Linked DNA regions of Homo sapiens: region 2 is linked to region 1. Evidence: chromatin loops called from intact Hi-C (ENCODE). Cell type or tissue: PC-3. All regions are shown on one strand. Each heading gives the region's core, and the rest is flanking DNA. Links, peaks and the distances in the headings are about the cores only.

Region 1 (2,916 bases), core at 90-2,589:
CTGTCACCCAGGCTGGAGTGCAGTGGTGCGATCTCGGCTCACTGCAAGCTCCACCTCCTGGGTTCACGCCATTCTCCTGCCTCAGCCTCCTGAGTAGCTGGGACTACAGGCGCCCGCCACCACACTCAGCTAATTTTTTGTATTTTTACTAGAGATGGGGTTTCACCATGCTAGCCATGATGGTCTTGATCTCCTGACCTCGTCATCTGCCCGCCTCGGCCTCCCAAAGTATTGGGATTACAGGCGTGAGGCACCGTGCCCGGCTGGAGAATAAATCTTTATGCTAAATTCTGGAAGAACTGATGTATAGAAAACTGGGTGAAATCTGGTTGTCAGCTCCTTTGGTTTCAGGCAACCACCTCAGTCTGGAGGTCTGGCCAACCTCCTAACCCACATACATTTTGTTGTGATTCAGGCAATAAAAGAGAAGTTACCTTTTTGGTTTTGGTCATAATTCTTTACCCCTGACTTGCAATGTGTACTCCTGATTTTTTAAAAAATAAAGCCTTGCCTGACAACTCGGATTATACCAATCAATAACCCAGTTTCTCTAGGATGTAATTTAGTATATCTTATTTTTTAATTTTAGAACTAATAAAATTTTAAATTTAAACAACATACTGTGGGATCTTTCCAGGTCAGGGCAGATCTATAAGATGTTGCTCATAAGGGACAGAATTTTGTATTGATGGGGCCATAGATCTAAACCAAATGGAAATTCTTATATTTTAAGTTTGAAAACAATGTGGGCAAAAAATCTGGCTCCTTGCAGTGCTGCACAACATTTTTCATGTCATGGCACACGTAGAAAATGCTAATATTTGTATAGCACACTGGAGAAAATGGAAGCGGTTGCCAATCACCCAACCCCCCCACCCTGAGGACCCTGGCTGCTCTGAGAACTGAGGGAAATCAGCATCTAGGCACATCTGTACCCTATTTCCCACATATCAGTTAAGAAGTTTTGCAGTGAAGCAAAATTTTCCTAGTGGCCTAATATTAATCGAGGAGGGTGCTGGAGCTTATCTAGTGCTGATAAAAAGGCCAAATATTAAATCCCAAATTATCTAAAGGTGGGGCTTATCCAATGCTGAACAAAAGGGCCAATTATTAAATCCCTAAATAGTTAAAAGAAAAAAATGATTGATAAAGAAGAGCTATGGGGAAGATGATTTTCTTAGGAGATGTCACTTAAAAAGAAATATAACACAGGAATTAACCTTTTTCAATAATACATGCAGAAAGACATCCTGTTTTACCTTACTATGCAATGTGAGCATTGGACAAACAACTTAAACTTGGTCAATACTATGTGCAATAAAGTTGTATGGCTTTGTGAAGGAAAGACAAAGAGTGCTCTAATTTACCAGTATGCTGAGTCATTCTACATTTTCCTTCCAGCTGAGGACAATAAAACAATGTTAGCAGAGAGTCAATAATTGGAATGCAAATATTTCTGAGAGGGAAACACTAGGAAATCAAGAAGACATTACCTTAAAAGGTAACAGTAACATTTATGTAGAGAATATTAACAGCTAGGAGAGCAAAAAGAACTCAGGGCTTTAAGCAGAATCTCCTCAGTTCAGTGCCTTTATGGGGGTGGGAGGGTGAATAAGTGAAAAAAAGAGCTAGAAAATGGGTAAGTAGAAATTCTTTTAAAGAGAGGAATTAGATATCTTTTTAAAACCCCCATTTAAATCCAGTAGCTTTTGCCCTTTACTTAGAGAACACTGGTGATGGAATAAATACGTCAGCAGGCCTTGGGCAATTATACCAACAGATAAGAGAGATCAAAACAAGGATTATTCCAGGCTGTGAAGTTTTGGACAAAAAAATAAAGGTCATAGGATTCTACAAAAAAATTTTAAACTCTCATAATATATAAATTAAGTTTAAAAATAACTTAATTGAAACCATTACCTTATCAAAAAACCTACTGAGCTTGACAGCATTGGAAGAACCTGCAGCTAAGTACCGTGGATTTGTGCAGTCCTAGAAGATAAAACATAAGATCCACAATTGAAAGTTAGGAAACCCAAGCTCGTTGCTATTCATAACTTATCCTGTTGCATATTTCTGTAGGCATAATACTATTAGGCACAATACTCTCACAAAATATTCAAATAATTTTCAAATTATGGTGCACAAAGGAGGAAAGTATTAAAGGAAAATAAGGTCACTTAATCTTTGTAATTTAAACAATTTTAGAGTATACCAAATCAGTGTATTCATCATCAAATAATTCATAGAGGAAGACAAGATTACTAATATTTTACTAATATCAAAACCAAGGTACTACTGGAGTGACCTACCTACATTTACCCCGAAAACCAGAGAGAGAGAGCCATGAAAAACAGTAAGCATTTCACTTTTAGTACTAGTTAATCACCAGTGCTCAACTAATTTAGTACTATGCAGTTCATATGAATCGGAGAAAGCAAGAAAATAAGGATTTAGAGGTGCAAAGAACAAACAGAACAATTGCCAAGGATTTCTCTTTAGATGCAAGGTACTACATCTTTTGGTAGGCCACAAAGATATATTATTTTTGGTAATAAACATCTACTACTATTGTTTGATAATAAAGATATATTACTACTCTTTGATGGAATTTTATTATAGGGAAAAAAAATGGGCCCAGAAGGGACAAAACGATCTGGAACATTAATCATTACAATAACTTTAAAACCTTAAAAGGCCTACTATCCGCTGGAATTCCAGTCTAGCTGTTTTTTTTTTTTTTTGCTTGTCACCATTGACTTGTGACCTTGAGAGATAGAGTACTTTGATTTTTACCTGAAATGTACCTAAGACCAAACTATAAGGGCTATCATGTAAGCTCCTTTGCAAGTATGAAATTTTGTCTTTTAGCTATAGACCCTCTGTGCCCCTAGAAATTACTGAAATTACTATTAT
Region 2 (2,916 bases), core at 249-2,748, 70 kb before region 1:
TCAATTATCAATTATGGGTTTTAAATCTACCATGGCTTTTAAAGGAATAGGGTACGCTGTTTTTTCTTTACTACTTCTGTCTCTTTCTTTTTCTCTTTGACTTTCTGTCTCTCTCTTTCTCTCTCTCTTTGACTCCCTCTTTGTCTCTGTCTCTTCCTCTCTTTCTCTCCCTCTCTCTTTCTCTCTCTCTCTTTGACTCCCTCTTTGTCTCTGTCTCTTCCTCTCTCTCTGCCTTTCTCTCTCTTTCCCCTCTCTCTCTTCCCCCCTTCCCCTCTCTCTCTTCCCCCCTTTCCCCTTTCTCTGTCGCTCTTTCCCCTCTTTTTTCTCTCTCTCTTTTCTCTCTCTCTCTCCCCTCTCTCTCTTCCCCCCTTTCCCCTCTCTCTTCCCCCCTTTCCCCTTTCTCTGTCTCTCTTTCCCCTCTCTTTTTTTCTCTCTCTCTCTTTTCTCTCTCTCTCTCCCCCCCACTTTCTCTCTCTCCCTCTTTCCTCTCTGCTGTTCTTTCCCTGCCTCTGCCAGCTGCTTAGGCTGCTGTTCTCCAGTCTCCTTCCCCTTCCCCTGGAGGAGGGACTGGCAGGAGTGGAGCTACTCTTTCTTCCCCCAAGAAGAAAGGAAAGGGGAGTTCTGAATATTTTTCTTACTACCGGAGGTTTGTGTGAGGTTCAATTCCCCCCATCAGGATTTCTCACCTCTTTTTGAGGTTCAACGTCCCCCATGGGGATTTCTCATCTCTTTTTGAGGTTCAACCCCCACCATGGGGGATTTCTCACCTCTTTTTGAGGTTCAACCCCCCACTTATGGGGATTTCTCACCTCTTTTAGAGGTTCAGCCCCCCCATGGGGATTTCTTACCTCTTTTTGAGGTTCAACCCCCCCCATGGGTATTTCTCACCTCTTTTTGAGGTTCAATCCCCCCATGGGTATTTCTCACCTCTTTTTGAGGTTTAACCCTCCCTCATGGGGATTTCTTACCTCTTTTTGAGGTTCAACCTCCCCATCATGGGGATTTCTCACGTCTTTTTAACCTCCAAGGCTTCCCAACTAAGGAATACTTCACTGCCCCCTGTGGCTTTCTTTCCCTAGTCCTAACTAAGGAATGCTTTACTGCCCCTGCAGTTTCTCTCTACTTGGTATGTCCTAACCAAGGAATGATTTACCGCCTCGCAGCTTTTTCCTTAGTCTCGACCACCAAGGAAATACTTTACCAGCTCCTGTGGCTTCTCCTTCCTTGGTCTGTGCACAGAGTCATTGTCGCAGTATGTGAGGATCCTTTAAGCTAGGTTGTGGGCCAGTTTTTTTTTTTTTCCCATGTTGCTGAGAGCTCAGGTTATTCCTTGCACTGGGTGAGTCTTGATTTCTCACCCCTGAGGCCACCACAAGGGGGCGGGGCATGCCTCCTCATGAGAGAGAACCAGAGACTGCCCCCAGAGTGGAATGTAATCCCGGATGAGCCCCCAAATTGTTATAAATAAAGTTTTGGTGCTGCAAAAGAAATAGCACTCAGATATAACATTTTCTTTTTAATTCTCAGCAAGGCAAGTTACTTATATAGAAGGGTGCGCCCTTACAGATGGAGCAATGGTGAGCACACACTTGGACAAGGGAGGGGAAGGGGTTCTTATCCCTGACGCATGTGGCCCCTGCTGCTGTGTCATTCCCCTATTGGCTAGGGTTAGATCACACAGGCTAAACTAATTACGACTGGCTAATCTAAACAGACTGAAGGGGTGAGTGGTTCGTCGGGAAAAATGGTTATGACAGAGCATGTAATTGGAATGAGTCAGGGCAGAGTAGATAATCGGCATGAGTCAGGGTGGAGCAGGTAATTAAAAAAGTTGCTTTACAAGAAAGTTAAGTTTAAAAGTAGAAGGCAAAGAATTGAACATACTGACATATTGATTCTTTGAAAAGAAATTTAGAACTCATATCTAACACTGCCCTGAAGGGCAATCCCTCACTCTATACCTCAGCTCATCCCATTATGTTACTCAAATGTTGGGAGCCTCAGGGATTTTTCACCTCCTTTCTGTACACCTTAAGAAACCCTGATATGGCTGGGCCTGGTGGCACATGCCTGTAGTCCCAGCTGCTTGGGAGGCTGAGGCAGGAGGATTGTTTGAGCCCAGAAATTTGAGGCTAGCCTGGACAACATAGTGAGACCCCTGTCCCTGAAAAATAAATAAAACAAAACCAGTCCCTGAGTTGGACCAGGATCTGAGGTTGGAAATAGAGGGTGTTTTGGATACTGATTTGAAATTCCTAAAACAATGGTCCTCATCCTTGCCTGTGCACTGGAATCACCTGAGGAGTTTCAAAAAAATTATCATATTTGGGTCTCATCCCTAGTGTTTCTATTTGGTTGATCTGAGGCATGCTCTGGGCACTGTGAGTTATGGAGTTGTCAAAAGATCCAATGCACAGATGAACTTGAGAACCACTGTTTCTAGAGGAGGGTTTCTGAACCTCAGTGCTATGGGCATTCAGCACTACGTAGTTCTTTGTTGTGGGAGATTGTCTTGGGCATTGTGGAAAGTTTATCAGAACGTCTAGACTTTACTGACTAGATGCCAGGAGCACCCTCCCCAGTTGTGACAACAAAAAATGTCTCTAGACTTTGCCAGATGTCTTGGGGTGGGAAGGACAAAATTGCTTCTGTTGAGCACCATTAGTCCTGAGCCATTGCTAGTAGTCTGGGCTGTGAAAGACATCTCTGAGAAAGAAAGAAAGAAGGTGGCTGTTATTGCACCCTCTCTAACAAAATATATATATATATATACATGTGTATATATATGTATATATATGTATATATATATGTATATATGTATATATATGTGTATATATATATATGTGTATATATATGTGTATATATATATATGGAGAGAGAGAGAGAGAGAGATGCCAAGGGGATCTGGCAGAAAAT

Evidence for each region. Peaks named below come from ENCODE experiments on the same cell type or tissue, not always from the same donor. Only the 100,000 strongest peaks of a DNase experiment are listed, where the experiment ranks them.
Region 2: it touches region 1 in a loop (6-fold over the local background); 1 of 110 quality-filtered maps calls a loop at or near these places.

The regions. Positions count from the first base shown.
Region 1 is chr3:120,692,233-120,695,148 of GRCh38, forward strand. It overlaps RABL3 (RAB, member of RAS oncogene family like 3), which reads right to left. Exons shown (of 8, transcript NM_173825.5): 6 at 1,921-1,992. Among named protein-coding and RNA genes, the nearest start is that of HGD, 11 kb to the left of the region's middle. In PC-3, for the core only: no CTCF peak of the experiment used is centred there; a DNase peak (open chromatin) is centred at 1,369; H3K27ac peaks cover 936 bases.
Region 2 is chr3:120,621,841-120,624,756 of GRCh38, forward strand. No RefSeq gene overlaps it. Among named protein-coding and RNA genes, the nearest start is that of NDUFB4, 27 kb to the left of the region's middle. In PC-3, for the core only: a CTCF peak has its summit at 1,355 (motif pointing right); DNase peaks (open chromatin) are centred at 1,351 and 1,741; H3K4me3 peaks cover 892 bases; H3K27ac peaks cover 2,189 bases.